Regions from separate parts of the Homo sapiens genome. Here region 2 is linked to region 1. The links are chromatin loops, found by intact Hi-C in ENCODE. Cell type or tissue: endothelial cell of umbilical vein. All regions are shown on one strand. Links, peaks and the distances in the headings refer to the core of each region. The heading gives the core; the rest is flanking DNA. Region 1 overlaps MIR924HG (MIR924 host gene). Region 2 overlaps MIR924HG (MIR924 host gene).

What was found. A loop is a pair of places that touch in the nucleus more often than their neighbours do. Peaks named below come from ENCODE experiments on the same cell type or tissue, not always from the same donor. Only the 100,000 strongest peaks of a DNase experiment are listed, where the experiment ranks them.
Region 2: it touches region 1 in a loop (8-fold over the local background); 1 of 110 quality-filtered maps calls a loop at or near these places.

What each region holds. Positions count from the first base shown.
Region 1 is chr18:39,551,179-39,568,381 of GRCh38, forward strand. The region is part of intron 2 of MIR924HG (MIR924 host gene); the gene reads right to left. Among named protein-coding and RNA genes, the nearest start is that of MIR924, 62 kb to the right of the region's middle. RefSeq lists enhancers at 14,030-14,660, 14,661-15,290. In endothelial cell of umbilical vein, for the core only: no CTCF peak of the experiment used is centred there; a DNase peak (open chromatin) is centred at 10,213.
Region 2 is chr18:39,439,016-39,456,218 of GRCh38, forward strand. The region is part of intron 3 of MIR924HG (MIR924 host gene); the gene reads right to left. Among named protein-coding and RNA genes, the nearest start is that of MIR924, 170 kb to the right of the region's middle. In endothelial cell of umbilical vein, for the core only: no CTCF peak of the experiment used is centred there; a DNase peak (open chromatin) is centred at 10,086; H3K27ac peaks cover 1,700 bases.

The DNA of each region.
Region 1 (17,203 bases), core at 6,131-14,130:
AGGCATTCAAATTAAATTATTTTCCATAGAAATACTAACTCTCTTTTTGTATATATCTTTCATTAGTTTATCGAACATACATCAGTATATCAAACATATAATTATGAAATTTGAGTATCAGGTTAAATGAGTATAAGCTGACTTGGTGATGAACACAATTGACTCTTGAGAAATATACAACTCAATTGGTAGGAGTTTCATTCCACTGTAGGACTCCAGAGTATGTTTTACAGAAAGAATAGGCAGTGTCTGTAAAGCCAGTGAGTCCATGTAAATGAGATGGCCCAGAGAATTACATTGAACTGATTTTTAATCATATTTATCATTTGAAGTTATGGCCCATGACTTTATGCACACATACACACACACATACCCCTCATACTGTGCTTTGTATACAACAAACTCTCAACAAACAGAAACTAGATAAAGGAAGCTGGTCAGGCATTTCAATACAAGTGCCATAGAAACTATTTAGAGGAAGTAGTTGGTAAACGCAAAATGATAAAAGTTCAATAGTCTGTTTTGTTGAAATAGTAAAAAAAAAAAAAAAAAATGAGCTAAAAGGAATTAGGTATTAACTATTCTAATTCTCTTATTTCATAAATGTGGAAGCTTGGGCCAAGGAAGGTTTTCACTAAGTCAGTATTGCATGCTTATTTTATTTATGAATTCACCATAATAAGGGGAAGAGAGAGACATAAGCCATGTTCTGTGAAGTCACAATGAAGCACAAGCGTGGTTAGGTTAGAAGTGGAGATCTGAGAAAGGTTAAATGTGGGGCACTGAAGCCCAGTCCAGAAGAACCGGAATAGACGAAGAGAGAAAAATGAAGGAAAGCTTAGATCTGATGGAAAAATACAAAATGTGCTAAGCCATGGAGGCATGAAAGTTCACAGTTTACTCAGAGAACATAAAGTGAACAATCTTATTTCTAGAGGAAAAGGTGTTTTCAGGGAAGTTGATACGAAAGGTCAAAACAAAATTGTGAAGGGCCTTTGGTTTCTTGCTAAGTGGTATCACTAATGTGTTCTAATATATGATGGAGATCCATAGGACATTTGGGGGTAATAGTAGGATCATAGGTGTTAGGTATATTACTGTGCATGCAGTTTATGAGCTGAGCTGAAGAGAAGACTTAGAAATACTTCAAGAGGAGGTGTATACCTAATCTGGGAACACCAAAGTAGTAGTAAATAGGAAATCCAGCTGGAATCACACTCAAAGCCCAGAGTTACTAAAAGAACATAATTATGAATATTAAATTCTCTTGGGATTGTGACACAAATAAGAATGGGTAGCAAGAAAGTTATCACAACCTTCATTGATTTTGTGGATGTGACTTGAACATCATTGGTGACAGTGACAGGCAATGAGGGTGGTATAATTTGGGAATGGCTTCCAAGAAAGTGAACTCAGGGAAGTGGCCTCAGGAGGATGAGCCAGTATAAGTGTTGCATCCCAGTGAGCTTACTATTGGTCCTGGAGAATGCTCCTGGAAGAATGAAAAACTGCCACTTAAAGGTTATAAGTATGTGCTCTTAAAAGAAAGTTAAGAGTTTGGGGTAGTTGAAGAGGTAGAAATTATTCCAAAGATAGTTAATAAATATAGAAAATTTCCTGGGCAATAAAAGAGAAGGTCCAGAGTGTGTATGTAACACAAGGTTTGAAGTTGTGTAAGACAGGAAAAGATTAAGAGATGGTCATTATTTTACAAGCTCATGCTAGAATTTGGATTCTCTCACTATACAAAAACACCACATCAAATAGTTACATGGCTTATAGCTACAGGTACATTTCCTTGAAGTGTCACCTCACTGCGAGACTTACAACTTGTGTAAACTTCAGCTGGATGACTTCATTAAACCAGCATTGTTCAATGACATGTTTCTGAAAATGTGTTTTCTTGTAGTGTCTAGCAGGGTCAGCAAAGAAACTGTTAACTAAAACATATCACATGAAAGTTTTACATACACTCTGGTTGTGTCAAAGCATCTCCTCTTTATAAACCCACTATAAATGTATGTAAATTCATACAATACTCAGCAAATATCATGTAACTTTCTTTAATGAGATATTGAAACATCTGATGAAAGTGGGAGCTCAATTCCACCCTGAAATCCCACTTTAACTCTTTCTCCATCCCAACCAACCCTTTTTGTATTACTATTCAAGTTTACTGTTCAATCTCATCTTTGCATGGTGACACTTCTACTATTCACGTAGGACTGTGTTTCACTGTTGCTTGTTTTGTCATTTTTCTTCCAAGTCAACTTCTCTCTGTCAAGTACAGCAAAGCTCAGCTCTCTCCTGTTCCAGAAAATTTCACTCTGAACCATGCTATTTCTTTTGACTCCACCTTGTCTACTTTAATATTCATTCATACATCTTGAAAGAGCTGTCTACACTTTACAATCAAACAAATTACTAAATTTTTTATCTAAACCTATTCCTCTCACTGAGATGTTCAGAGGCATTATAATAGAAAAAACTAATCTCCTCTTGAGGGCTCCCCACAAACCTTCATCAAAAAGAAAATGTTTACCAACTCATCTCTTCTCTATAAATTATTTTGTTTCCCATTGCTAACAGCATATTAAGCTTAGCATTGACATAAATTGAATTTTAAAACGTTTCTACCTTTCTCTTTCTCATTTGTTGGTCCCTTTCTTCTGATAAACTTGAATACAACATGACAACACACATTTATTTTAGACAATTAGGCAATTGTTTGCCCATATTCTGCCTTGATGCAAGTGAGTAGGAAACTCCCACAAGGACAAAAGAGAATGTTCTGTTAGGCTTATTAAGAAGTGAGAGTGGGGCCAGGTGCGGTGGCTCACACCTGTAATCCCAGCACTTTGGGAGGCCAAGGTGGGCGGATCACAAGGTCAGGAGTTTGAGACCAGCCTGGCCAACATGGTGAAAGCCCATCTCTACTAAAAACACAAAAATTGGCTGGGCATGGTGGCAGGTGCCTGTAATCCCAGCTACTCGGGAGGCTGAGGCAGGAGAATCGTTTGAATCCAGGAGGTGGAAGTTGCAGTGAGCCAAGATTGTGCCATTGCACTCCAGCCTGGGTGACAGGGCGAGACTCCATCTCAAAAAAAAACAACAAAAAAAAAACAGAAGTGAGGGTGGGATTCTCAAACCACGGCAAGGTACCGTCATCTTTAGGTGGCAGGGTCAGGCATGGTAAAGTGCGATCATATAGTAATTGCCCCTTCATTCATTCACTTCCATTAATGCTGCATGGACTTTTTCTATATTGTTAACTGCTTGTTCTCCAGTTTCTAGAACAGCACCCAGGACATATTAGGCAGCTCTTGAATAATGGAATAAAACGTATACTATTTTCCTATCACTGTATTCTCCCTCTTGGCTTAACGTAAAGACTTCAAAACTTTGAAGAGCAGTTTCAGCTAGATCTCCTTTATTCTATTAGAGTTGCACTTTTAGATTCTTCTTTTAATCACATTGATTTGACATTTATTCTCCTTTATGTTTCTGATTGCTTTGCGATATTCTAGGCAGTTCTTTTCACAGAAATAGGGTCAACATTCAGCTTTCCTGGAGTACTTCTCAGGTTATGATAACCCCCAATTCTTGTAACCATTGACTATATTTCTTTGCTGAAGAATTTAGGCAGAGGTGCTAAAAGCTATATAAATAATTAATGGAATGGAGACACTTAGATGCATAATTCAATTGATTTAGACAAATAGATCAGATATGTTAGAGCCACTGCACTGGCAAGAGATGGGAGACTTCTTCAGCAATACTAAAATACAGGGCTGAGACAGTTATTGGTGTTACAACTAGGATGAATTACTGCAGCCAGCTGAGATATAATAACAGTATGAATTATTGAATTGGCATCTTCCTGAGACAGCTTTGGTCACAGCCTTGCTATGTTCTGGAGATGATAGAAGGAGATTTGTGTGATGTAAATTTATAATCAAAGGGTGTTCAGGATGAAAGATGACCTCCAAGGTTATGAACCTGAGCAGGAGACTGCATCATCACATGAAAAAGGAACTGTAAAATATGAAGCATTCTTCAGTTAGTAGTTGGAAACCAAAGAAACTCCACTTTCTTAAAAATTTAACTTGAGGAAAGTTTCTGATAGACAGAGATAGAATGTGAGATACCAAGATGATCCTACATTGGACACCTCGGGTGAGGGATGTAGATCTGTGCAATGTCAGCCTAATCATGTTCCTGAAATTATGCCAAAGACAGGATTAGTAATTAATTAAAACATTTGGGCTCTGAAGAGCACAGACACACAAACTCATGCGTACATGCTGCAATTACTTTGCAAACAAATAGTTTGGGCCCCATGTATGGTGAAAAGTAGGATATTTTGTTAACATACTGATTGTTTCATTATAACTAAATCAAGAAGATGCTATTATCTTGGAAAGTGATCTGAAAAATGTGCTTCTCACTCTGCCAATAAGAAGGTGCCCTTTTCTTCTGAGCTGAGCTAGTTGTGCAAGACAAACCCAGACACACAGGGGAACGCATTCCTCTGCCACCACTGCTTGACATGCTGAGTGATGGAGATGGACTGGGAGGCAGCATCTCCTTTTCTGAAAACAAACTGGCCTTTAAAAAGGGCTGTTAAACTGCTGTCTCATGTTTGATTATTCTGTCCTCAGTAAAGTCCTCTATTTTTTACTACTAAATGGTCATTTTTATGAATGACATTATTTTTGTCTGATGACTGTTTCTAGAAGCAATAGGTCAAAAGCAGCAAACTATAGACCAAAGCTGGAACTGTGAAGAAAATTACCCCAAGTAATAGACCGTGGTCAGTTCAGTCTAAGAAAGCGTCCTCCAGGAAATTATGTCAGATACTAGAGAATTTAGGGAAAATCTCTTATAGACATGATTTTAATTTAATGTAATGAAATAGTAATGCATAGATTTATACCATGCAATAAGACATTTTTATGTCTATACATAATTTCAAATTACATATGAAAAATACAGTAACTCAAATTAATGCAGTTCTAACATATGATCAATTGCATTGCATTTTCTGGCTGTTAAAATTGTGTTTTATAGCATCAATAACAAATGTAATAAAATGTATTTCCTTATTAGGTCCCTCAACTTTTTTTTTTTTAAGAAAGCCAATAACCTAAAATTGTTAGTGTAACTTTCTTTTTAAAAATGGCTAAATTGTTCTTATATTGTGTAATAAAGAGAACAGACAGTATTGACAAAATTAATGCAAAAAAACCCCACACAATTTTGCACTTTTATTTTCCTCTAAGACAACAAAGATACATCAAAGGAAACTGAAAAACAGTCCTAGAAAAAAGAACTATTACTACTTATAAAGTGTCAGAATCAATAAAATATAACCTGCTTGGTTTATTGGCTTTAAGATATTTAAATTACTGCTCTTTTATTTTTATTTTCAGAATTTTATTTACTGAAATAGAAATGGTTTAAAACTTATACTCCAAAGAACCAGTGTTTAGCTTGTCTGTACTCATTCATCTCCAGTGTACATCATGCTCTCCTTCACATAGCATAAACAGAGGCTTCCAGCTGGCTTCCCTTCACCCCCTTGCTGTCCTCTAGCCTAATAAGAAAGTCATCTCAGTTACTGGGAAAAGGGGACATCATTTAACAAAATAATTTGTACAGGGGTTTAGAATTTTCTCTCTCCTAACCAATTGGGGAATAGATTTTGGTTTATATTGAGAATAGGATAATTTTTGTTTTGATTCTGTTTTTGAGACTCTGGACACCAATTCTACCCATCCCAAGACTGCTGGCATCATCATGTCATCCTTGTGGAACACGAGGTTGTAATAATTATGAAGTAGGTAAGCATCCTCAGTAGCTTCTTTCTTTCCTTTCTGTCTTTCGTTTTTAGAGATGGGGTCTCGCTGTGATGCCCAATCTGGTCTCAAACTCCTGGGCTCAAGCGATCCTCCTGCCTCAGCTACCTAGGTAGTTGAGACTACAGACACACACCACTGCACCTGACCGCCACTATTTCTTTATTCAAAGAATCCAGAGGACAAAAACGTATATGGCAAAAGACATAAGATTAAATACTTTGTATTATCGTTCATGAAACTTTAATTTTATACATTTCTTTTAAAAAACAAAGCTACTGATCTAGTTTGGATATTTGGCCCTTCAAATCTCATGATGAAATATAATCCCTAGTGTTGGAGGCGGAGCTCAGGGGGAGGTGTCTGGATCACAGGGGTGGATCCCTCATGAATGGCTTAGTGCCATTCCTTTGGTGATGATGAGTGAGTTCACCAGAGATCTCCTTGTTTAAAAGTGTGTGGCACTTGTCCCCCTCTCTTGCTCCCTCTCAACCATGTGACATGCTCCTGTTGCCTCTCCTTCTGCCATGGGTAGAAGTTTCCTGAGGTCCTCACCAGAAGCTGAGCAGATGCTGGTACCATGCTTGTACAGCCTGCAGAACTGTAAGCTAATTAAACTTTTTAAATAAATTACCCAGCCTTAGGTGTTGCTTTATAGCAACATAAGAACAGCCTAATATAGCTACCCCTAAAGTCTACTAAGATTAACTTAAATGACCTTTCCTGGGCTATATATCTATAAAAACTTAGAGTTTACTCTCATTATAACCATCAATAAGCATGTGTGCTGCACCCACAGACAGCAATGTCCAGTGCTACATGCTGAGTACTGCTCCTTTTTGGAGTCTAAAATCCATTTGGGAGGAAAAAATCTTACACAAGAAAAGACAAATAACAGTATATTATAGGGGGGAGGTGGGAGGGATAGCATTAGGAGATAAACCTAATGCTAAATGACGAGTTAATGGGTGCAGCACACCAATATGGCACATGTATACATATGTAACAAACCTGCATGTTGTGCACATGTATCCTAAAACTTAAAGTATAATAATAATAATAATAATAAAAGTATATTATAATAAATGCTAAGAGCCATTATGAAGATCAAGATAGAATACATTACATAGAATATGTTCTAAACTTTATTCATTGCGAAGCAATTTTCTTTTTCACTTTTATTTTTTCTCTCTGATATGTAGCTTCATGATTGGAACAGTTCTCTTTGATTGGTGCATAGTTTTGAATTGCAGAGTTGTGGGAGGACACTTTTTCTCTCTGAACTTATTAAGGGTGACTAACGTGCTTGCCTCTCAGGAGCAAACATTTTCTAGATCCTCTGGTTTCTCAGAATCCCATAGACGAGCTTGGCAATTGACATCTTTAAATTACTGATGACCTGTAGTATTAATCCTTTCACCTTGCTGAGACGTGTCTGCTCGGCCATGGTAATCAGGCCCTTTTTGCTCATCATAATCCCATTAACAAATTGAAAGAGAGAACAAGAACTTTTTATTTTTTTTTTTTACCAATTCCTCTGACAGGAAGCAGTGCAAAGGGGTTATAATTATGGATTATGTCTTTTATTATACATTGGAGCAAGCACACATTAGCCTAATTAAAAACACAGTGTGAATATTCAACTGCATCAAGCTGCAAATGTTTAAGGGCTGTCTGTAACAGCTGAAAATATATTTTGGTCTCATAGCAAACCTCTTGTCAAGTTGTATGGAAAACTGAGTTCAAGGATTGAGGATTGCACATTTTTGTGTTGGCAGATTTACTGACACCTCATCATGTAAACACTTGCTAATCTAGGACTCAGAGAGACAAAGCATACCTGAATGAGCCACAGGATTATAAAGTGAGGTTGTGCTGAGGTTTACTAATGTAAGTAAGTCTGATGTTCAGTTTCACTAAATCTCCCACACTGGCTAAAATTACTTTTAGAAGAACATATGAATGAACAGAAGTCTTCTCCACACCTAGATAGAAAATACATCTGGAACACCTTAAGAAGCTGCCTATATTCAACTACAGAAATACTGGGTTGGAATCACAGAATTGTAGAGCTAGATTGGCATGTACTGGCAATATAGTCCAACCTTTTGAAATCAGAAGATTTAACAGGTGGATCTGTCATAGGGCACAGCCAGAACAGGATAGCCACAAATATCTGGGCAAGTTGCATATTGCCCCACTCTAAGAGGGGCCAATCATGAAAATTATGATGAACAATTTGCAGAGCCCCATGCAGTGGCACTGGATGTTTTTAAGGTCTTTAGCCCATTTCATGACTCAGTATCTTTTTAACCTACTTCCTTTAACTATTGAATTTTTAAAAATTCTCATCAGAGTACTCTTCGGTCTCTGACCTAAATTCTTTTTATTGAAATAGAAACATATTCTTTTTGTTTTATGGAAGATGTTTATAATCAAACACATTACTTTTTAAACATGTTCTATAGCGTTATTGATCTCTACTCATAAAACGTATTTTCTATTTAAAAGAGGTAGGGCACAATATGACTTAATTTAGCACACTAATATAAGCATGTTTGCAAGACACTTCTGTAATGAAGCACAATATATTTACTCACTGAGCAATAACTGATAGGAAAATTACCTTTCCAGTGTGTAATACTATGATGGAGAGAGCTCAATGAATGTGATACATGCTGTCATCTATTTGTGTTGGCAAAAGGGGGCCTAGATCTGGGTCATGGTGTCCAAATCAAGTTGGATCAGCTTTCTAAACATACATCAGATTCACTCCTGCTCAACATCTCTATTCTGAGTTACCTTCCTCTTTCACCTAGATAACTTCAATAGCCTCCACTCTGCTCACCTATTCCATAGCTGCCTACCTTTAACAAATTTTCCACAAAGCACTCATAAAATATTCTGAAAACATAAATCTCATTATATCTGCTTTCTTCTGTCCTCTAAACTATTTCAGTGGTTGCTTAGTGCCTCTAAAATAGAGACCTTACCATGACTCTCAAGGTCAGATGAGCTCTCTTGACCTTCTCCAGCTGCCCTGACCATCTTTCTTTTCCACTTATGCACCAAGGTATTTCTTGTCTCAGCAATTTTGAATCAGTAAGTTTCCCTTCCTAACAGCTATTCTTCTTGCTTTTGGAATAATCAACTCTTTTTTCTTTATCTTGCAGGCTTCAACTTAAATGTCATTTCACCAAAGAATTCTTTCTATTCCATATCACAACTGTGCCACATGCCCACATCAGGGTATTCTGTAATATTCATTTTGAGATTTCTCATAATTATAACTTAACCTATTTTCCATTTGACTTAATTTAATAGGTATGTTTTTCCTAGATTAAAATTTTCATGATGTCGCAAACCCAGTCTTTCATTTTCATCACCCTGTTCCCAGCACAGACTACAGTGCCTACATTTAAGCACATGGTGGACACTTGGAATGAGTGAATGAATGGGTACTGGCTAGCATCTAATGTCTGCCACACACACTGGGTTAATTAAATCACCCTCTTATTGCAGGATCCTAGAACATCTTGTTCCATCTGCTTGGAATAGTCTCCTTTCTGTTTCACCGTAACTTCTGCTTAGCCTTCAGAACACACTGCAAACATTACTTCATGAAGTTTTGTATCCCTAGGGTGGTTCCCTCTATTAGACACTTGTAGCACCATTCCATTTACATTTACAACATTTTTATAATAATTTTACATTAAATTGTGCAAAAGTTTAGTCATTACCTTTCCTGCACATAAGCTTTAAGAGTACAATTAACATGTGTTTTTTGCTTGCCAATATCCTAGGTGCTTAGGCTAGTGTGGGCTATATAGTATGCTCTGAAAGGACATTTGTGAAATGGATAAAGGAATAAATATTCTGAGGGGGATGGTTAAATGCATCAAGGTGTTCACTATGAGAAGAGTTGTTACTACAATAATAGTAGTTGTATGTGCGCGTGTGTGTGTAACATCAGGGCAGTCCAGATCTCAGTGGTATAATCCACTGTCTAACTGAACAAAGACTCCGATGCACATATTCAAAAGTAGAGACATATTTTTCTACATTAATTAAGGTTTTGTTTATTGGCCCAGGCTCTTCTGGGTTTAGTCAAAAGGGTTCCTTCTTTTTGTTCAGTAAGAATCCTCATATTCAGTGATTCACGAACTTACACCTCCTGTCTCCCAGATCCAGGGAAACATACGGGAAAGTGTATTCCACAAACATTTGGCAGCCTCAGTAAGGCAGAAAGAAAGCTGTCACCAGGCTATATTAATGACTTCCTTTATAGATGGCCTAAACAGGAAGCAGCAAAGACTTCTGGCTTAGATCCTGAGAAAATGCCTCAGGAGATCCTAAGAAACCTTCCCTGAGTATTTTCTCAAGGCTAAATGACCCAATTCTTCCAGGATTTCTTTATAGATTTCCCTCTAAAGGACTACACTTCCTGGCCACTATTCCAAATTGTAGGAATAAGTAATTCTATCCAAGTCATGAACTTTTTTCAACTCTTATCTAAAAGGAGGGCTCATAAGCCCACACAATCATAAACTATAAGAGCTTTAAGGGTATGTAGACACCATGTAAGTACATCAACATTTTAATAATGAGGAAACTGAGGCCTAGAATTTCTGTCTGACTTGGGCAAGGCCTCCTAAGTGGATATAATGATTAACTCTCGGGTACTCATAAGTAGTCTAGGTTGTCATTAAAAAAATAGAGGGGTTTTTTTGTTGGTTTGTTTGTTCGTTTTTTTAGACTGAGTCTCACTCTGTCGCCCAGGCTAGAGTGCAGTGGCGTGATCTTAGCTCACTGCAAGCTTCACCTCCCGGGTTCACGCCATTCTCCTGCCTCAGCCTCCTGACTAGCTGGGACTACAGGCTAATTTTTTGTATTTTTAGTAGAGACGGGGTTTCACCATGTTAGCCAGGATGGTCTCGATCTCCTGACCTCATGATCCACCCCCCCCTCAGCCTCCCAAAGTGCTGGGATTACAAAAAATAGAGTTTTTTAACCCCATCAAGATTTATAGATTCCTCACTGATGCTGACTGAGCAATAGTTATTTCTACTGCTATCTCTACCATTTCTTAATGGCCCAATTGTCTAAAAATCGGTTACTTGTGTTATCAAAATTTGTGATTTTATTAGATAATAATTACTCTCCTTAGATACTTATCATCTCTTATATATGTATGCTGAGGAGTCCTGGCTGTTGGAAAAATACAAATAACAAAATGAATGAGCAGTTGTAATTTTTAAATGAACAGGTTTATGGTTTTCAGTTTTGGATATTTTAACACTCAACAAGTGATACTTTGCATATCAATTTTTGTCATTACCTTTATGCAAGTATTATTTTATGACTCTTTTACCATTCTAAATGAAATTTAAATATGGAATCCAAGGACTCTAGGATGCTTGAAGGCAGATGGTTCTTCGTGTAACACTGAAGCTAATCTTTCAAGAGAATGGGAATAGTGTTGAGAGTCTTGTTGAGACATATTCTGGGGTTATCTATCAACAAATAAATATAGAATAACCAATCTCAAGATTGGCAATTTAGGGTTCCTCTCACATTATTCAGTTCTTTCTCTTCAATGCCCCATTATAAGCAAGATAGATTTACCCTTAAGAGTATTCCATAAGTATAGCAATTACAGAAACCATTCTTATGTGATTCTATGTTTCTAGCACTGTGCTAAGTGATTTATATAATTATCATATTTAGGTTCATGACTCTATCATGTCAGCTGAAGTAAATACCATTATCATCCCCATTAATAATATTGCAAATTATAGTCTTAGCATATTACATGACAATTATAATCTAATAAGAATGAATAAACATCTAACTTTAGGAATTTTTCATTTTCTTTAATAATTATTATCTCAAAAAATCACAGAATATCTAGGGCACATAAAAATGTAGAATTTCATGCAAATGGAAGCCACAGTGAAATACTATTCACTTATTAAAATAGCCAAAGTTTAAAAAAATGAGCATACAAAGTGTTGTTGAATATATGGAGGAACTGAAACTCTTGAACACTGTTGAGGTGATTTTTAGTAATTCAATCATTTGGAACTTTGGCAATTTCTTAAAAAGTTAAAAAAAATTATTTAACATATTATTCAGCCATTTTATTTCTAAGTAATTACCCAAGAAAAATGAAAGCTTGTGTCTATAATGGGTACATGAATGCTCATAGCATCTTTATTTGTAACAATCCAAACTAGAAACAACATAAATGTCCCTCAACAGATGAATGGATAGATAAACAAACTGCAATATATACATACATTAGGATACTATTCAGTAATAATAAGAAATAAATAACTGATACATGCCACAACATAGATGAATCTCAAAATAATTATACTGAGTGAAAAAAAGCAAAAAGAGGAACATACTGTATGATCTACTTACATGAAGTTCTAGGACATGTAAAGTGACAGAGAGTGGATCAGTGATTACCTAGAGATAAACAATAGAGTATGGGGAAAAGCAGAAGGAAAGAAATGCAATGGGATATAGAAGCATAAGGGCAGTTTTTGAAAGGATAGATATGTTTATTATTTTGACTGTGGTAATGGCTTCACAGGTTTATACTTATGTCACAACATGTCAAATGCCTTACTGTATACTTTAAATATAAATAGTCAATTATGCCTCAATAAAGCTCTTGAAATAAACTATAGAATTTCATAAAAGTGCAATTATTGCTAAACAAAAAAACTAATAAGTTTAATAGAAGTGCTAGCACTAATTATAAATTTTTGAAAATTAAAGTTGATACATAAATTAACCGGAAAGAGGTTCTTTGCATAGAGAAAAAAAATACAGAAATTTCCAATTTGTCCAACAATAAGTGTTAAAACCTAATAGTACATAAATGTAAGAATTATCAAAAAGAAAGACAGCATAGATTTAATTAATTAAACTAGTCAAAAGAAAGAAATTCATCAAATCCTATGAAAATTATGTTGGAAATATGAATAACTATGATAATGTACTAGGAAAATGGAAATGACAAAATTGACATCAAAATTGATTTTTTAAATGAAAAAATAAAACTCAACCATACTGCTGGGCACAGTGGCTCACACCTGTAATCCCAGCACTCTGGGAGGCCGAGGCGGGTGGATCACAAGGTCAGGAGATTGAGACCATCCTGGCTAACACGGTGAAACCCCGTCTCTACTAAAAATACAAAAAATTAGCTGGGCGTGGTGGGGGGGGCACCTGTAGTCCCAGCTACTCGGGAGGCTGAGGCAGGAGAATGGCATGAACCTGGGAGGTGGAGCTTGCAGTGAGTCGAGATCGCGCCACTGCACTCTAGCCTGGGTGACAGAGTGAGACTCTCTCTCAAAAAAAAAAAAAAAAAAAAAAAAAAAAAAACACTCAACCACAGAGAAAATTTAGAAATTTATTAGAGTAATTTGTAAAAATTTGGCCTCCTAAGTTTTTTAAAATTGGTTATTTCTTTCAAAACTTTGCAAAATATGCATCTCTTGTGAAATGTTTGCTATTTATAAGCATATGGTAATGCCACAATAATTTGAACACCATGGTATTGTCCAGGAGCAAACAGACATGTCCAAGGGAAACATATTTATTCATGCTCCTATAGAAAGAGGAAAAGAAAATAAATCTGTTGCAAAAAGGGTAAGATAAATGGACAAAATATAATGAAAAGATTAAATAAATATTTCTATTATTTGAAGAAACTGTAAACTATTATTTCATATTCGACTTAACAAGTAATAAAAAGATAGACTAAGTTTTGTGTCACATTGTGACACCAACCAAACCAGCAGCTTGTAAAAGAGTCTTTATTGCTCAGTGCATGTTTTCCTATGTTTACGTCATTGTTAGGTCCTTGAGGTCAGAATATGTTATTATTTGCACTCTCTGTGGTGCTGAGCACCATTGTAAACATTCAGTAATTACATTCAAGTGAGAAGATGGACCTGATCTCATAGGTAAAAAGGGGGTCATCTGTCCTTGAGAAGCAGAAGGGTGGGTACCGGGAATGCGGAGCAGGTCAAAAGCACCAAACCTGAAATCTCATGAATTTAGGAAAGGTTTTCAAAAGAAGCTTAATGCACAGGAGTTGACGTTTAATTAATAATTCCTTTCTTGAGAGACTTAAGCAGCTTGGGCTGTTTTCAGCTCTTTCAAGTACTCTCTTCTGCTGATGTAGCGAGAAGCAGCAAATTCAAAGTAAAGCTAAAAGAAGCCTGGAAGCTCAGCCTCTGGGCAGTCATTTTCAGTATTTATGACTGCCTGTAAATGGCTAGTGAGCTGGTGGTAGCACCATTGATTCTATTTTTAACAGTTGACTCTTACAATCAATGGGATTGACCAAACCAACAGTGAAGTCAGCAGCAACAAGAGCATGGCCCAACTGCGGTCCATTAATGTGGCCTGTGGCTCCAGGTGGGTGTACACCACCAACAAAGCCTTGAGCCAGGGAACACACCCCCTCACACCAAATATACCCAACCTCTTCTCTCAACACCAGACGACCCCATTACCATAGAAAACTTGGTGGGCGAGGAGGAGCCAAGATGGCCGAATAGGAACAGCTCCGGTCTACAGCTCCCAGCGTGAGCAACGCAGAAGACGGGTGATTTCTGCATTTCCATCTGAGGTACCGGGTTCATCTCACTAGGGAGTGCCAGACAGTGGGCACAGGCCAGTGGGTGTGCGCAACGTGCGCGAGCCGAAGCAGGGTGAGGCATTGCTTCACCTGGGAAGCGCAAGGGGTCAGGGAGTTCCCTTTCCGAGTCAAAGAAAGGGGTGACGGACGGCACCTGGAAAATCGGGTCACTCCCACCCGAATATTGCGCTTTTCAGACCGGCTTAAAAAACGGCGCACCACGAGACTATATCCCACACCTGGCTCGGAGGGTCCTACGCCAACGGAGTCTCGCTGATTGCTACCACAGCAGTCTGAGATCAAACTGCAAGGCGGCAGCCAGGCTGGGGGAGGGGCGCCCGCCATTGCCCAGGCTTGCTTAGGTCAACAAAGCAGCCAGGAAGCTCGAACTGGGTGGAGCCCACCACAGCTCAAGGAGGCCTGCCTGCCTCTGTAGGCTCCACCTCTGGGGGCAGGGCACAGACAAACAAAAAGACAGCAGTAACCTCTGCAGACTTAAATGTCCCTGTCTGACAGCTTTGAAGAGAGCAGTGGTTCTCCCAGCACGCAGCTGGAGATCTGATAACGGGCAGACTGCCTCCTCAAATGGGTCCCTGACCCCTGACCCCTGAGCAGCCTAACTGGGAGGCACCCCCCAGCAGGGGCACACTGACACCTCACACGGCAGGGTATTCCAACAGACCTGCAGCTGAGGGTCCTGTCTGTTAGAAGGAAAACTAACAAACAGAAAGGACATCCACACCGAAAACCCATCTGTACATCACCATCATCAAAGACCAAAAGTAGATAAAACCACAAAGATGGGGAGAAAACAGAACAGAAAAACTGGAAACTCTAAAACGCAGAGCGCCTCTCCTCCTTCAAAGGAATGCAGTTCCTCACCAGCAACGGAACAAAGCTGGATGGAGAATGACTTTGACGAGCTGAGAGAAGAAGGTTTCAGACGATCAAATTACTCTGAGCTACGGGAGGACATTCAAACCAAAGGCAAAGAAGTTGAAAACTTTGAAAAAAATTTAGAAGAATGTATAACTAGAATAACCAATACAGAGAAGTGCTTAAAGGAGCTGATGGAGCTGAAAACCAAGGCTCGAGAACTACGTGAAGAATGCAGAAGCCTCAGGAGCCGATGCGATCAACTGGAAGAAAGGGTATCAGCAATGGAAGATGAAATGAATGAAATGAAGCGAGAAGGGAAGTTTAGAGAAAAAAGAATAAAAAGAAATGAGCAAAGCCTCCAAGAAATATGGGACTATGTGAAAAGACCAAATCTACGTCTGATTGGTGTACCTGAAAGTGATGCAGAGAATGGAACCAAGTTGGAAAACACTCTGCAGGATATTATCCAGGAGAACTTCCCCAATCTAGCAAGGCAGGCCAACGTTCAGATTCAGGAAATACAGAGAACGCCACAAAGATACTCCTCAAGAAGAGCAACTCCAAGACACATAATTGTCAGATTCACCAAAGTTGAAATGAAGGAAAAAATGTTAAGGGCAGCCAGAGAGAAAGGTAGGGTTACCCTCAAAGGGAAGCCCATCAGACTAACAGCGGATCTCTCGGCAGAAACCCTACAAGCCAGAAGAGAGTGGGGGCCAATATTCAACATTCTTAAAGAAAAGAATTTTCAACCCAGAATTTCATATCCAGCCAAACTAAGCTTCATAAGTGAAGGAGAAATAAAATACTTTACAGACAAGCAAATGCTGACCGATTTTGTCACCACCAGGCCTGCCCTAAAAGAGCTCCTGAAGGAAGCGCTAAACATGGAAAGGAACAACCGGTACCAGCCGCGGCAAAATCATGCCAAAATGTAAAGACCATCGAGACTAGGAAGAAACTGCATCAACTAACGAGCAAAATAACCAGCTAACATCATAATGACAGGATCAAATTCACATATAACAATATTAACTTTAAATGTCAATGGACTAAATTCTCCAATTAAAAGACACAGACTGGCAAGTTGGATAAAGAGTCAAGACCCATCAGTGTGCTGTATTCAGGAAACCCATCTCACATGCAGAGACACACATAGGCTCAAAATAAAAGGATGGAGGAAGATCTACCAAGCAAATGGAAAACAAAAAAAGGCAGGGGTTGCAATCCTAGTCTCTGATAAAACAGACTTTAAACCAAAAAAGATCAAAAGAGACAAAGAAGGCCATTACATAATGGTAAAGGGATCAATTCAACAAGAAGAGCTAACTATCCTAAATATATATGCACCCAATACAGGAGCACCCAGATTCATAAAGCAAGTCCTGAGTGACCTACAAAGAGACTTAGACTCCCACACATTAATAATGGGAGACTTTAACACCCCACTGTCAACATTAGACAGATCAACGAGACAGAAAGTCAACAAGAATACCCAGGAATTGAACTCAGCTCTGCACCAAGCGGACCTAATAGACATCTACAGAACTCTCCACCCCAAATCAACAGAATATATATTTTTTTCAGCACCACACCACACCTATTCCAAAACTGACCACATAGTTGGAAGTAAAGCTCTCCTCAGCAAATGTAAAAGAACAGAAATTATAACAAACTATCTCTCAGACCACAGTGCAATCAAACTAGAACTCAGGATTAAGAAACTCACTCAAAACCGCTCAACTACATGGAAACTGAACAACCTGCTCCTGAATGACTACTGGGTACATAACGAAATGAAGGC
Region 2 (17,203 bases), core at 5,529-13,528, 110 kb before region 1:
ACAGAATCAGGAAGAATAGCTAGTGGATGTTTGGCTTAATAGCTGGGTGATGGGATGATCTGTGCAGCAAATCACCACGGCAAATGTTTGCCTATGTGACAAACCTACTCATCCTGCACATGTACCCCAGAGCTTAAAATAAAAGCTGGACATTTTTTAAAAAGTTAGATTTTCATAGGTTACCACGACAAAGAAATATTTTAAGTGAGTTAAATCTGAAATGGCATCAAAAGGACACTGAGAATCTGGATTAGCAGTGAGAGGGGAAGCCATTACAAGGAAAAATAAGAGAGTCTACTTCTTCTTTTATTTTTATTTGTTCGTTAGTTTGTTTCTCCTAGCCCCCACCATTAATAGGTAAGAAATAAACAGCTTTTACTCATCAAAAATTATATCAGATATATTTTCTATCCCGAGAGGAGAGCACATTCATGGCAAATTTTAGTTATGCAGTTAGTGTTTATGAAGTTTTCACTCCAGAATATATACTCTATTAATCTTCATCTTTTTTTGCAATTAATAACTATTGATTTTCAAAATTTGGTGTTTAAGCAAACACCAAATATTTCAGAAACATAGATGGTGGCTTCTTGATTATAAAATTTTATGCTGTTGGTTTCTTTGTATTCAAGAACCAATAAAACAAACCAGCAGTTTGTAATCTTAAGTACCCCTAGTCTGAAACAACCACTACAAGAAAAAAGAAAAGTAATATTGGCAGGCATAATTAGAAGTATTATATACAGGTCAAACAAATAATAGTCTAACTGCATTCTAACTTTAAAATGGGAGAACTTCTGTGTTTAAATATAAGCAAATACATTTAAAAAGAGGAGTGGTCAAAGTAGATTGCATCCAGAGAAAAACAACTACAAGAGCACAGTTGTCAAATAAGGAAATTGAAGGAGTTTGGTACTGAGAAAAGGGTAATATGTGCTTTCACATATTTGAAAGAAGGCCAGGTTGAGAAGGGCATGGCGTTTCAATTGTTTACTTCAGAGAACCTAATCAGGATTAGTATGGGAATGACACCTCTACCATTTTTTATTTGTTTGTTTCAATTCAATGTATTGGAGAGCTCATCAGCTGTGAGAAAATTAAACAACAGATGATACCTGATTTCTTATGCTCCCCCAATCACTGGAAGTAAGTTTTTTTTTTAGTTTTTATTTATCTACTTGTTTGTATTTTTTGGTAGAAAGACTACTGTAATAAACTCATAATTGGCCGGGCGTGGTGGCTCACGCCTGTAATCTCAACACTTTGGGAGGCCAAGGTGGGCGGATCACAAGGTCAGGAGTTCAAGATCAGCCTGGCCAATAAGGTAAAACCCCATCTCTACTAAAATACAAAAATTAGCCAGACATGGTGGCAGGCACCTGTAATCCCAGCTACTCGGGAAGCTGAGGCAGGAGAATCGCTTGGACCCAGGAGGCAGAGGTTGCAGTGAGTTGAAATCATGCCACTGTAACTCCAGCCTGGGTGACAGAGCGAGACTCTGTCTGAGAAACAAAAGAAAACAAAAGAAAACAAAAAACTCTGTCTGTAGTTGGTCCATGCAGATTTGTCTCTTCTTAGATTGTTCACACCATTCCTAGTGAATATTTTCTGGCTATTTTGGGATTTTCCTCTTTTCAGGGCAGTTAGATGCCCCTTTTGCCTTCTCTCCACTTACTCTTGTCTGGAAGCTGCTACAGTGCTGTTCCCTGGAATAATTTGGAAGTTGACAGAACTATTTTACCACATAATATTTTTATAGATGTCCATTACCCTTGTTGCTATATTTTTCTAAAACAAGGGAATTCAGAAAAATTACAAATTACTCCACTTCTTCACTCTGTGTCTCAGAATTTTCTATTGTGGGCATTCTATTAGCTATGAGATGGCTATTTTTTCAGTGATGTACTAAAATATAAATCCCATTTATTTGAGAGATGAAAAAGGAAATACATAAAGAAAACTTATAAAGTCATACAATTTTAGACTTATGTTATTTATATCAGAAAAAAGTACATATATTTAACTCAACCTATAGGGGTCCTCAAAGAAGAGAACAAGAGAAACAACATAGGACCGTGCAAAAATAATAATAATTCAAGAACACTCTCCTGAGATAAAATTTTGTTGTCTGAATTAGTCTAAGTATGGTAATTATTACATTAGGTATACTTTTCAAATAAAGAAAATTACATAGTTAGATAATGTAACAAATACGGGCCACAATAAAAAAATGTAGCTTATGAAAATGATTCAGAAAAAAAGTAGTTACATTTGATAATATCTTAGGCTTTTGGTAATTTAAGAATATGAAAAGTATTGACTAGTTTTTATTTTTAAATAGATTTATTTTTTATTCATAATAACTTAATGTGTTTTTACACAAGAATTAAAAAGTTTTAAGTTGTATAATTATAAGTTTTTATGTCATTTTCTGTATGTAGTGATGACACAGAAAAAACTGAGAATAACACAGTGTTCGCTTGACCAAAATCATAGGGTAAGACTTGGTAGAGATACTGATTGAATACTTTCAAAGTTATGATGAGACATGCACAATAAGCTAAGAATATTTTCTTGAAAAAGCAGATGAACTCACTTTTCTTTGTAAAGTTGTTGGCATGCTGACTTCTAGTTTTAAATCCTACATGCAAATAGCTTAGAAATCAACACTCCCGTTCTCAAAACAACAAAAACAGAAAAGACTGAACACACTAAAATTCAATGACTTTTGAATTCATCAGAAAACTGAGGTCACTGGCAAATCAAAAATATAGAGAGAAAGGTAAATACAAAGTCACTGGTGAGATCACCTGAGTCATAAACTGGTGAGATCACTAAAATTGTAATTTTGACAATTTGCTGGAGGCTAAGTGTAGACTAGTACTAGTGTCAGAGTGAGAAACTCCTGGGAGCTGCCAGGGTTTTTTTTTGTGTTGGGGGGAGGGGGGTACGAGGGGACATTACTATAGGTTTTACTGCCAGGGGCCCCATCACTTTCTCACTGTGAAGTCAGAAAATACTCTCATTTATACATTTCCACGGAAAGGCAGAAGACATAATAAAATAGCCAACATAAGACTGAAAATAAAAAACAAAGTTGGAGGATTCACGCTACCCAACTTGAAGTCTTATTGTAAAGCTAATAACCAAAGCACTGTGATGTTGGTGAAAGAACAGACAAAGAACAATGAACGAAAGAAAGAGCTCAGAAATAGAACTAAACAAATATAGTCAACATTTGTTTATATGTTACAATAATAAAGGAGCAAATAAGATTCAATAGAAACAGGGCAGTCTTTTAAAAAAATTGTACTGAACCATTGTGGGTTCATATATTTAAATAAGGAACATAGATCCACTTTTTGCAAAAATTAAATCAAATGTCAAATAAAATGAATATAAAATTAAAAACTATAAAAATTATAGAAGAAAACATAGAAATATAGGTGATTTTGGGTTTGGCAATGAAGTTTCAGACAAACACAGAAAGCATGACCAATGAAAGAAAAAACAAACGACAAGACAATGTCTATTAACTTTAAAATCCCCTGATCTGTTAGAGACACTATTGAAAGAATAAAAAGACAAGCTAAAGATGGGAGAAAACATGGCAAAACGCATATCTAAGAAAGAAATGTTACTCATAATAATATGGTTTGGCTCTCTGTCCCCACCCAAATCTCACTTTGAATTATAGTTCCCATAATCCCTACATGTCATGAGAGGGACACAGTGCGAGGTAATTTAATCATGGGGGTGGTTATCCTCATGCTGACTAGATCTAACAGTTTTATAGGGGATTTTCTCCCTTGTGCTTTGCACTTCTCCTTTCTGCCATTATGCGAAGAAAGACTTGTTTGTTGTCCCTTCTGCCGTGATTGTAAGTTTTCTGAGGCCTCCCCAGCCATGCTGATCTGTGAGTCAATTCAACCTTTTTCCTTTATAAATTACCCAGTCTCAGGTGGTCCTTTATAGGAGCATGAGAATAGACTAAACATTTACATTAAACAATAGAAAAACAAACAACATAATTGAAAATGTGAAAGAAAATCTAAAAAGATACTTTCCAAAGAAGATATACATATAGCAACAGACACATAAAAGGATCTTCAACATTTATTTGCTATTAGGGAATTACAAATTAATACAATAAACGGATACTATTAAAAACCTGTGAGAATGGCTAAAATTCAAAAGACCTACAATACCAATTGCTAGCAAAGAAGCAGACTAATAGAAACTGTCATTCATTAGTGGTGGGAGTGTAAAATGGTACAGCCAATTTGGAAGACAGTTTGGCAGTTTCCTACAAAGCTAAACACAGTCTTACCATGCCATACAGCAATCACACTCATTGGTATTTACCCAAGTAATTCAAAAACATGTCCACATAAAAGCCTGCACACAAACACACAGAGCAACTTCATTAATAATCAAGAAAAAATAGAAACAACCAGTCATTTACTCAGTGAATAGATACACATGTAACCTGTAGTACACTGTGCAACAGAATAGTATTCAGTAACAGGAAAATAAAAGAGGTAGAAAGCCATGAAAAGAAATGGATAGATCTTAAGTGCATATTTCCAAGTGAAAGAAGCCAGTCTGAAAAAGATACATAGTATATGATTAAAATTATAGGACCTTCTGCAAAAGGCAAATCTCTAGAGACTATAAAAATAGATGTTGCAGGGGTTTAGAGGAAGGAGGAGAAAGTTGAAGCACAAATGACTTTCCAGGGTGCTGAACCTATTCTGTATAGTGCTATAATGTGGATATATGACACTATACATTTGTCGAATCCCACTGAACTTTACAACAGAAGAGTGGACCGTAATGCATGCATATTAAAATTATTTATGAGGTTGGATGAATAACAGGATAAAATGAAGAATATGACAAAATAATATAACTGTATTATAAATTTATGAAAAAGCTTACTCAAAAGCATATGGTAGGGAGGATGTGCTGACTTAAGTTACTTTGGAAATGAGGGGAATGTGTAAAACTAAAGGCAATGAAGCAGCACATAAACAATGTAATAGTCGGGAAAGTTGTTTTTCACAACGATGGGGTTAAAAATTCTGATCCTGCTGCACTGCTATATATAGCAGGTGCTCAGTATAGAATGAACACAAATAAATGCATCAAGGGTAGTGGGAGTCAGGTGTCTCACTCTTGGAGTGGAAGTATATAGATAAGTATTTGGAGAAAGCTAGAATGATAGAAATAGTAAAGGATTAGAGCTTGGCTGGATATGAAATTCTGGGATGAAAATTCTTCTCTTTAAGAATGTTGAATATTGGCCCCCACTCTCTTCTGGCTTGTAGAGTTTCTGTAGAGAGATTCACTGTTAGTCTGATGGGCTTCCCTTTGTGGGTAACTCGACCTTTCTCTCTGACTGCCCTTAACATTTTTTCCTTCATTTCTACCTTGCTGAATCTGATGATTATGTGTCTTGGGGTTGCTCTTCTCGAGGAATATCTTTGCAGTGTTCTCTATATTTCCTGAATTTGAATGTTGGCCTGTCTTGCTAGGTTGGGGAAGTTCTCCTGGATAATATCCTGAAGAGTGTTTTCCAATTTGGTTGCATTCTCCCCATCACTTTCAGGTACACCAATCAAATGTAGATTTGGTCTTTTCACATAGTTCCATATATATTGGAGGCTTTGCTCATTCCTTTCAATTCTTTTTTTCTCTAATCTTGTCTTCTTGCTTTATTTCATGAAGTTGATCTTCAATCTCTGATATCCTTTATTCTGCTTGGTTGATTTGGCTATCAATACATGTGTATGCTCCATAAAGTTCTTGTGCTGTGTTTTTCAGCTCCATCAGGTCACACAATAATAGTGGGAGAATTTAAGACCCCACTGTCAATATCAGACAGATCAACAAGACAGAAAATTAACAAGGATATTCAGGACTTGAACTCAGCTCTGGACCAAGCAGACGTAATAGACATCTAAAGAACTCTCCACCCCAAATCAACAGAATATACATTTTTCTGAGCACCACATCACACTTATTCTAAAATTGACCACATAATTGGAAGTAAAACACTTCTCAGCAAAGGCAAAAGAACGGAAACCATAACAAAATGTCTCTCAGGCCACAGTGCAATCAAATTAGAGCTCAGGATTAAGAAACTCACTCAAAACCACAAAACTCACTCAAAACCACACAGCTACATGAAAACTGAACAACCTGCTCCTGAATGACTACTGGGTAAATAAGGAAATTAAGACAGAAATAAAGATGTTCTTTGAAACCAATGAGAACAAAGACACAACATACCATAATCTCTGGGACACACTGAAAGCAATGTTTAGAAGGAAATGTATAGCACTAAATGCCCTCAAGAGAAAGAAGGAAAGATCTAAAATTGACACTCTAACATCACAATTAAAAGAATTAGAGTAGCAAGGGCAAAAAAATTCGAAAGCTAGCAGAAGACAAGATATAACTAAGATCAGAGCAGAACTGAAAGAGATAGAGACACAAAAAACTCTTCAAAAATCAATGAATCCAGGAGCTGGTTGAAAAGATCAACAAACTACATAGACCGCTAGCCAGACTAATAAAAAAGAAAAGAGAGAAGAATGAAATAGACACAATAAAAAAATGATAAAGGGGATATCACCACTGATCCCACAGAAATACAAATATACTATAAACACCTCTAAACAAATAAACTAGAAAATCTAGAAGAAATTGGTAAATTCCTGGACACATACACCCTCCCAAGTCTAAACCAGGAAGAAGTCAAATCCCTGAATAGACCAATAACAACTTCTGAAATTGAGGCAGTAATTAATTAACCAACCAAAAAAAGTCCGCAACCAGACGAATTCACAGCCAAATTCTACCAGAGATACAAAGAAGAGCTGGTACCATTCCTTCTGAAACAATATTCTAAACAATAGAAAAAGAGGGAATCCTCCATAACTTATTTTATGAGGCTAGTATCATCCTGATACCAAAACCTGGCAGAGACACAACAAAAAAAGAAAATTTCAGACCAGTATCCCTGATAAACATCGATGCGAAAATCTTCAGTAAGATACTGCCAAACTGAATCCAGCAGCACATCAAAAAGCTTATCCACACGATCAAGTTGGCTTCATTCCTGGGATGCAAGGCTGGTTCAACACACGCAAATCAATAAACATAATCCATCACATAAACAGAACCAAAGACAAAAATCACATGATTATCTCCATGAATGCGGAAGAGGCCTTCGAAAAAATTCAACACCCCTTCATGCTAAAAACTCTCAATAAACTAGGTATTGATGGAATGTATCTCAAAATAATAAGAGCTATTTATGACAAACCTGCAGCCAATATCATACTGAATGGGCAAAAACTGGAAACATTCCCTTTGAAAACCAGAACAAGATAAGGATGCCCTCTTTCATCACTCCTATTCAACATGGTATTGGAAGTTTTGGCAAGGGCAATCAGGCAAGAGAAAGAAATAAAGGATATTCAAATAGGAAGACAGGAAGTCAAATTGTCTCTGTTTGCAGATGACATGATTGTATATTTAGAAAATTCCATCATCTCAGCCCAAAACCTACTTAAGCTAATAAGCAACTTCAGCAAAGTCTCAGGATACAAAATCAATGTGCAAAAATCACAAGCATTCCTATAGACCAATAACAGACAAACAGAGAGCCAAATCATGAATGAACTCCCAGTCACAATTGCTACAACGAGAATAAAATACCTAGGAATATAACTTACAAGGGATGTGAAGGACTTCTTCAAGGAGAACTACAAACCACTGCTGAAGGAAATAAGAGAGGACAGAAATAAATGTAAAAACACTCCATGGTCATGGATAGGAAGAATAAATATTGTGAAAATGGCAATACTGCCCAAAGTAATTTATAGATTCAATGCTATCCCCGTCAAGCTACCATTGACTTACTTCACAGAATTAGAAAAAAAACTGAAGTTCATATGGAACCAAAAAAGAGCCCACAAAGCCAAGACAATCCTAAGCAAAAAGAACAAAGCTGGAGGCATCCTGCTACTTTTACACTGTTGGTGGGAGTGAAAATTAGTTCAACCATTGTGGAAGACAGTGTGGCAATTCCTCAAGGATCTAGAATCAGAAATACCATTTGACCCAGGAATCCCATTACTGGGTATATACCCAAAGGATTATAAATCATTTTACTATAAAGACACATGCACATGTATGTTTATTGTGTCACTATTCACAATGGCCAAGGCTTGGAACCAACCCAAATGCCCATCAATGATAGACTGGATAAAGAAAATGTGGCACATATACACCATGGAATACTATGCAGCCAAAAAAAAGGATGAGTTCATGTCCTTTGCAGGACATGGATGAAGCTGGAAACCATCATTCTCAGCAAACTAACACAAGAACAGAAAACCAAACACCGCATGTTCTCACTCATAAGTGGGAGTTGAACAATGAGAACACATGGACACAGGAGGGGAATATCACACACCGGGGCCTGTCGGTGGGGGTGAGGGGCTAGGGGAGGGATAGCATTAGGAGAAATACCTAAAGTAGATGACAGGTTGATGGGTGCAGCAAACCACCATGGCACATGTATACCTATGTAACAAACCTGCACATACTGCACATGTGCCCCAGAACTTAAAGTATAATTTTTAAAAAAGGATTAGAGCTGGAGATATCAGTTTGAACTTATATTTACTTTAATATTGATACAGATAAATTACATATACAAATATTTTTAGAAGTATGCATCCACATGGGCTAGTATACACATACATGTTTTCTTGCTCTGAGGTGACATACAAACAACAACATTTCAATAGAAATGAACACTCTAGTGTCCAAATCTTGGATTCTAATGTAATTCTACAATTAAACAGAAACCAAAAAACAAAAGAAGCAAGCAAACAAACAAACAACAACAAAAAAAACAAGGGCAGGGGGAATGGCTCACATCTGTAATCCCAGAACGTTGGGAGGCCAATGTAGGCGGATCATTTGAGGTCAGGATTTCGAGACCAGCATGGTCAACATAGTGAAACCACGTCTCTACTAAAAATAAAAATAAAATAAAATAAAATAAAGAGCCTGGCATGGTGGCGTGCACCTGTAATCCCAGCTACTCAGGAGGCTCAGGCAAAGGAATAGCTTGCACCCAGGCAGCAGAGGTTGCAGTGGGCCAAGATTATGCCACTGCCCTCCAGCCTGGGTGACAGAGTGAGACCCTGTCTCCAAAAACAACAACAACAACAAAGCAGATAGCTGATATAAAGATGGAGGCAGTAAATATGCAAGATGAACCTGGAGCATCTTAGAATGCCAGACGGAAAAGAACAGCTACAAAAAGAAAAAGAAAAGAAAAGAGAAATAGAGATAGAAAGAAAGACAGAAAAGAAAGAAAGAAAGAAAGAAAGAAAGAAAGAAAGAAAGAAAGAAAGAAAGAAAGAAAGAAAGAAAAGAAAAGAAAGAGAAAGAGAGAGGGAAAAAAGGCCTAAAGAAAGACCCACAATGATGGGTGTACATCAAAGAAAGAAAGAGAGAGAGACAAAAGCCCAAAGAAAGAAGACCCACAATATTGGGTGTATAACCAAAGAATATAGGAGTCAACTGAAAGAGCTCTCATAACTATTTTTGGAACAACTTGAGAAACAAAATAAATATTGTTGGGAAATACCCTAAAGTATAAAGTAAATACCCATGAATTTATAATTATTTAAATAATAAACAAATTGAGAGGAAGAGAAATCTCCCATGTAGAAGAATTACAAATAATCCATGCAGATCCTCTCTTATCAAAGAGCTGCAGCATAAAATCCCACTTCTGAAGCGTGGGCTATGCATAGTGATTTCCTTCCAAAGAGAACAATATGCAAAAGGAGACAATAAAGAACAACTTTCCCATTGAGAAACCTGACGAACACTACTGAGCCAGGTGGACAAAGTCAACATCAACAATGATAAGTCATGTTGCTAGTATGTAATCTTGGTCTGATGTGATGAGAATATCACTTTACCTCTGTAGTTATCCTCCCAAAACTGTAACTCCAGTCTAATCATGAGAAAATCACCAGACAGATCCAAATCAAGCAATATTCTACAAAACAGTCGACCAGTATTTGTCACACTGCCAAGATCATGAAAAACAGGAAAAGTCTGAGATATTGTCACAACTATCAGGAGTCTATGGAGGCATGATGACTAACTCTAATGTCATAGCCTGAATAGAAAAAAAAAGACATTATATTAAAACTAAGGAAATATGCATACCATATTGATTTTAGTTAATAATAGTAATACATCAATATTAATTTATTCATTGTGACAAATTCATCATAATAAAGGAATATTGATGTTAATAATAAAGGAAGATGAGTGAGAGGCATATGGCATCCCAGTATCATCTCTACCATTTTTCAGTAAATATCAACTTGTGTGAAAAAAAAAGTTTATTAAGAAAAAAAAATGTTTGACATGTTTTGTCTTAGTATTCATACTTTATATGAATCCCCAGTTATAGTCTTCAGGAATAGTGACACATTAAGCCTTCATAGGCTTGTAAGTTGTAATATGAAAGCACAGGCACATAAACATACATACATACAGTCATAGGAGGTAGGGTTTGTAATGACAAAATAAAGCAAAATAAAGGTAGAAGAGCATTCAAGACATGTAATCTTTTTCACGTACTTCTGTATCCAAGAAACCCATGTAACACGTCTTCTGTAACTCCTGTCATTTTGCCAAAGAAAATCATGTTATAAAGTAAGTTTTCTTACTTCCATTTGAGTATATTTTAATGCAGCCTAACATAGACGAACCATTTATGTTCCTGCTCACAGAATAGTTTCTTCCTTCACTTCTCTAGAATATCTAATATTAGAAACTCATTTATTCTATGGGACTTCTTAAATACTTGGATAAGAAAAGTAAAACATGTCTTGCCTCAGGCCAGTAAATAAGTGACAATCTACAAATTTAATATAAAAATGATTAATTTTCATAGACAGTAATGCAGCCCAGTAGAATTCTGTAAATTTACTCTATTAAATAGGTGAAAAATAAAAACTTAATGAAAGATTTTATGTAGAGAACCTTTGTTTATTATAGAGTAAGAAAGTGATGCTGCTCTAAAGTTGGAGGGAATTCTTGGAACAAGTTTTAAGATTTTAACAAAACAAAGACATACTAATCTATTTAGAGGAGCCATTTTTAATGACCCATTAATATTATTTATGCAGCTAAAGAGGTAATCCTAATGGTCCTCACTAATAAAAACGCTAATATTTTTTAAATTTTAATATTGTCAATTTTATTTTAATAGTCAAGGAAGAGCTAACTTTATTCCAGCAAGCATGAATGGACTAATCATTCCAAATAAGTGAAATTATGAAGTTTCATGCATTTACAAAGTACTTCACAAAGTAGCGTTTTGGTTCATCCAGTCGATGTCTAACCTAAATAAATATTTATTCATACACTTATTGATTAATTTCTTAAGAAAAACAAACAAAAAAAACCCCTTCTATTTAAAATGACATTTGTTAGACCCATCCTTAGATCATTCCACAAAGGAGAAATGACATTATTAACTAGAGGAAAAAAAAATCACAATATGAGAGATGTATTATGTATACTTATTTCTAGACAGAAGTGATAAAAATTTTATTGTTTATTTTATTTACTTGCTTATTTACTTACTGTATTCTATTTCATTCACTTTGAAGACTAAGAATTATGAAAGTACAGTGGCAGCCCTTTTAATTTACTGAGTACACTGTGTCTATTAGAAAAATACTGTCTTGTTTATAGCGTGCATATAATCAGATTCACTTTTCTCAACACAGAAAAACAGACTTCTCAATATCCAGAATATATCTTGCCTTATACTTACCAACTAAAGTAGGAGGATGTGATATAATAAGAAATATATATTTGATCTTTGTTTCTGGTTCCTGGCACAGAGCACCTAAATCTGTTGAAATTTCCAGAGTCATAGGAGATTTCATTTCTCTCTCTCTCTCTCTCTCTCTCCCTCTGTCTCTCAAAATAAAGCAACCTTGCTTGACAGGCCCCTAGATAGCTTCAGGATGGCAGCTGGTTGCCAGAAAGACCAAACCTTAACTAGAAACCTGAAACTTTCAGCCACACACGCAACCTCTGGGGAGGGTAGAAAGGTAGGAGATTGATTAATAAGTGATCATGGCCGCGCGGTGGCTCACGCCTGTAACCCCAGCCCTTTGGGAGGCTGAGGCAGGTGGATTACTTGAGGTCCTGAGTTCAAGATCAGCCCGACCAACCTGGTGAAACCCTGTCTCTGCTAAAAATATAAAACTAGCCTGGCGTGGTGGTGCATGCCTATAATCCCAGCTACTTGGGAGGCTGAGGCAGGAGAACCTTGAACCTGGAAGACAGAGGTTGCAGTGAGCTGAGATAGTGCCACTGCATTCCAGCCTGGGTAGCAAGAGTGAAACTCTGTCTCAAAATAATAATAATAATAATAATAATAATAATAATAATAATAATAATAATTGATCATGCCTACATGATGAAACCTCCATAAAAACCCTTAAATGATGGGTGGGATTCTAAGAGCTTCTTGGTTGTGAACACATGGAGGTCTGGGAGAGTGGTACATTAGGAGAGGGCATGGAAGCTTTGCACCCCTAGCCCTCATACCTTGCCCTATGCATCTCCTCTGTTTGGCTGTTGCTGAGTTGTAACCTTTATAATAAAGCAGTACATATAAGTAAAATGCCTTTCTGAGTTCTGGGAGCTGTTCTAGTAAATTATTGAGACTAAAGTGGGCGTATGGAAACCCCTCATTTATAGCTGGTCACTCAGAAATACGAGTGGTCTAGGACATGCAATTGACATCTGAAATGGGGGCAGTCTTATGGGACTGAGCCCTTTAACTTGTGGGATCTGACATTAACTCTTGCAGGATCTGACACTAGATAGACAGTGTCAGAACTGAATATAATTTACACCCAGTTGGTGTAAGAGAGTTAAAGAAGGGGTGTTCGAAAATGACACATGCATTTGGTGCCAGAGAAGAAAAAAAAAAAAAAACCTCTCAGTTTGTCTCCTAAGACTCAGAATAATTGGTCAGTTAATAAAAAAAAATTACTTGATAGCTACCATGGAAAAAAATTGTGCTAGATTTTGTGGGGATATGAGTAAGTTTAGATAAAAACCTTTAAGAAACAATCAGACAATTCAAATAATTGAAAATATTTTTAACAAGGATGCTAAACTATATGAATTGCCAAATCAATGACAAAGATGATAAACATTACAAAAATTTGAGGCATGTACAGGTCAAAATCATGAAGAAATACAAATTAGAAAAAACGTTTTGCAGGTTACAGCATCAGGGCCATGTCTTTGGCTCTGCTCTCAGTGGAGAATATAGTCTGGAGTGAACTTCACTGTTGCTCTGGCCAGTGACACAGTCTTGAGTTTCTCTTCCCTGTCAGGTTATGCACATTGAAGCTTTCTCAATTTCCTTCCTCTCCTTAGATACAGGTGATCTTCCTTGTCTCACACATACCCCCTACACACACATGCACATACACGCTAACACACATACACACACATATCCAAATCTTGAGAGGCACAGCACTATGCTGAAAGTTTTAGCAAGAAAACCCAAATCATATGGGGTAGGAAAAAAGAAAACAGAAGCGGTGGGTGCAGTCAGTTGCTAACTTATTAACCTCCTAAGTCCAATTACTTCATTGCCTTTGGGCTAAGGTAGAAGGCATGTGTAGCTGGAGGTAACTTCTTCCAAGAACTGGAAATTTTTCAATGTTGGCATTTCATAAGAACTTGAAGGGTCTAGTGTATGTTACCTCTTTATATTTCCCATTAAAAATATGCCCAGGCTCACATTTGTAATCCCAGCAGTTTGGGAGGCCGAGGCAGGTGGATCACCTAAAATCAGGAGTTTGAGAGAATTTCAGCTAACAAACTCCCTGGTGAAACCTGGTGAAACCCTGTCTCTACTGAAAATACAACAATTAGCTGAGTGTGGTGGCAGGCACCTGTATTCCCAGCTACTTGGGAGGTTGAGGCAGGAGAATCACTTGAACCACGGGGGTGAAGACTGCAGTGAGCCAAGATCGTCCACTGCACTCCAGCCTGGGTGACAGAGTGAGACTCCATCTCAAAAAAAAAAAAAAAAATGGACCCAGGGTTTTTTAATCAGATGTAGAAGGCTGGCCACCAAATACTTGCATTGCAATTGGCTGGAGCTAGAGATAAACTCTTAATGGTGTTAAGCCCTAAGATAGGGGGTTTTGTTTTTTAATAGCAGTTAGTGTTACTAAACTAAGCAATAAATACATTGATAATAGAAGCTAGGCATTGTCATCATAAAAAACCTTTAGTTTTTTTACTTTAGTGTAGCGTTAGCCAGTGGCAAGAAAACAGACACAGTAGTCTGGCAGCAAAATATTTGGTAAAACTGCCATGTGAAATAACTTGGAAGGAAGATCCTGCCCACTGAGCTTGTGGCTCTAGGGGAAGTGGTTGGAAAGATGCAGCAGAATAGTGAGTTAGCTTCTAATTGTGGCCTTTAGCGAAGTATTACAAGAAAGAGGTGAGTTCAGGAGAGAATTGGCTGATTTTCAAACAGACATTGAAAGAGAAGAAACAAATAAGCAAAGGGCTTTATAGGTTTAGGATAATAAGAATACATCTGAAACCTAGATTGGAAGAACTGTGGGTATAATTACTAGTGCAATGAAAAGTCTAGAAACAGCACATTTAAAATCTGCTAATATGTTAGAGAATTGTATTGTCAAAGAATTTGAAGGCTGGACTAAAATATGATTTAGGTGTTTGAATTATAAAACAACATTGGGTGTCAATCACATTATCAGGAAGAGGGTTGCAAAAATTGTGCAGATTCTAAGGAACACTGCATGTTACTGTGGCCAAGTAGGACAATGAACTGTGAAAATTTTTCCAGAGGTGTGAGCCAGGGGCCTTGCAAAACAATGCACAGGAAACGTTGCCAAAGAAGACCTAATCCAGGCACTTTTCCAACTTCCCAGGGAAAGGGTCCTGCACAAATTCCATTAGCAGAATTGTATATAAGCTAGGAAGTGTATCTTCTACGTTTGCCTTTTCTTACCAGGAGATAGGACCTAGGGAAAGGCAAACAGAAACTGAAAGCAGTCCCAGTTTCTGAATCAGTACACAAAAGGCCTCTTGCTGAATGTCTGCACAGGACATTGGATAAGACAGAAATACACTGTATTGGTTTAGCCATTGAGATTTGGTGGTTTGTTTGTTCCAGCAGTAAGTATTACCTTAAACATTTTTTAAAAAGATAAAATTGAGTCAAAAAGAAAATAAATGCATGTAGACAACAATATGGAGTTAGAATATGTAAGATAGGTTTATGAGATAGTGAGTTCTCCACTTATTAAATAAGTATTAAGATATTGAAGTTCTTAGTTTAAATGCAAATGTGATGAAGTCAGGATATATTATTACTCATAGTTATTTTCAGTTGAATTAACATATCAGCTGTGCTTTTGTTACCCAGAAACTCCTTATGGTAGATTTTGCAAAGAAAAAAAAAGCTGCACTTATCTTCTTGCTTTTGTCCACGTAGCCATCGATGTGATTCTGCAACTCTCACCATCAAGAAGTATAGTCTATTTCCCCAGGCTTTCAAGCTTTTGTATATTGCTTTGATACACGGAGTCAGAAAAAGTGAAATTGTACTCGTCTAAGCTGAGGCCTAATAGTCCTGGCATACCTCTGGTCTTGATTTTGGAATCCTGCAATATTGATTCAGTGGGACCTCGGTAATGCTCTGGATTAATGATCTCTTTAAAAAAAAATGGGAGTATGTGTTTTGTTTTCCTGTCCCTGTGTCACAATTGTATATTGACTGTGATGGGTGAAGGGGGGATGGAAAATTTGTCTTTTTTGTTCATAAGTATAGAAACTAATAAAAGTTGCACAATAAAAACTGCCTCTGGACCTAATGGAGATCATAAGGCCCTGAACTTCATGTGTGATATCATTATGAAATGAGGCTTTTATGGTGTGTTGGGAGAGGGTATGTTTTTCTTTAATGTGGGAAGGATATGAATAATTGTGACGAAAGGGCACAGTGTTGTAAACAGATTATAAAAATGGCTACAATTATTTCTCTCCTTTTATCAACACTGCTTTGCAATGAAACTTTGAAGCTTTTCCAATCAAGAGGCATAATCTATTTTTTCACCTTTTGAATCTGAACTAATCCTGTGAGGTGTTTTGACCAAGAGAATTCAGGGGCAGTAACAGTAAGCCAGTTTGAAGGCTAGGCCAGAAGGGGCTATGGACATGTCTGCTCTCCTTCTGTAAACCCTTATGTCCTGATGTAGACAAGCCCAGAGTGGCCTGCTGGGTGATGAAAGACAAGGAACCTATTCACATGATTCCAGTTGACTGCCAGCCAACAGCCAGGCATGAGAGTGAGGCCACCTAGACCAGTCAGCCCCCAGCAACCCAGCAATGAATCACATATACTAGAGTGAGTTTAGTTAAGATCAGCCAAGCCTGGCCAAGTCAACAGGCACACCCAACTTCCCATAGACTCCTGAGAAATAAGTATCTGTTCTTTTAAACCACTATATTTTGGTGTGGTTTGTTACCCAAGAATGGATAACTTATAATACATCCAGGAAAATTTTTAAAAAGATGCAAATTTTTAGCTATGCTGGTACAAAGCCTGAGAAAGGATAGAAAAAAATGCAGAATAAGGTGATGACAAGAAGGCCAGCACTGTTAGTGCAGTTAGTTTGAGGACATTGAGAAGTTAAGTGACAGTGAAAGAAAATCCACTGCACAGGTGAAAGGGGGGCAGAAAAGGGAGAAAGCATATTTGAGCAGAGGAAAATAGAAGAATATCAAAGGTCTGCTCTGATGCCTTATTTTCTGCTTTGCTAAGACCAGGTTTCATTTCTTGTGAATGATTTTTGGAGAGCCCAAGTAAAGGCTCAGAGCTAAAAACTATATTAATAGATTCACAAGAAAGCAACCAACAAAAACCCACTGAGGATTATGCACATGTAATAAAGTGGTAGGTAGGGTTAAGCACACAAAGACAACATAAAAACTCAAGCCACAAAAGAACTTTCTATCTAGTGAGAAAGCAAGAAAGATATACATTACGTTTTAAAAGATAGCATTGTGTTAT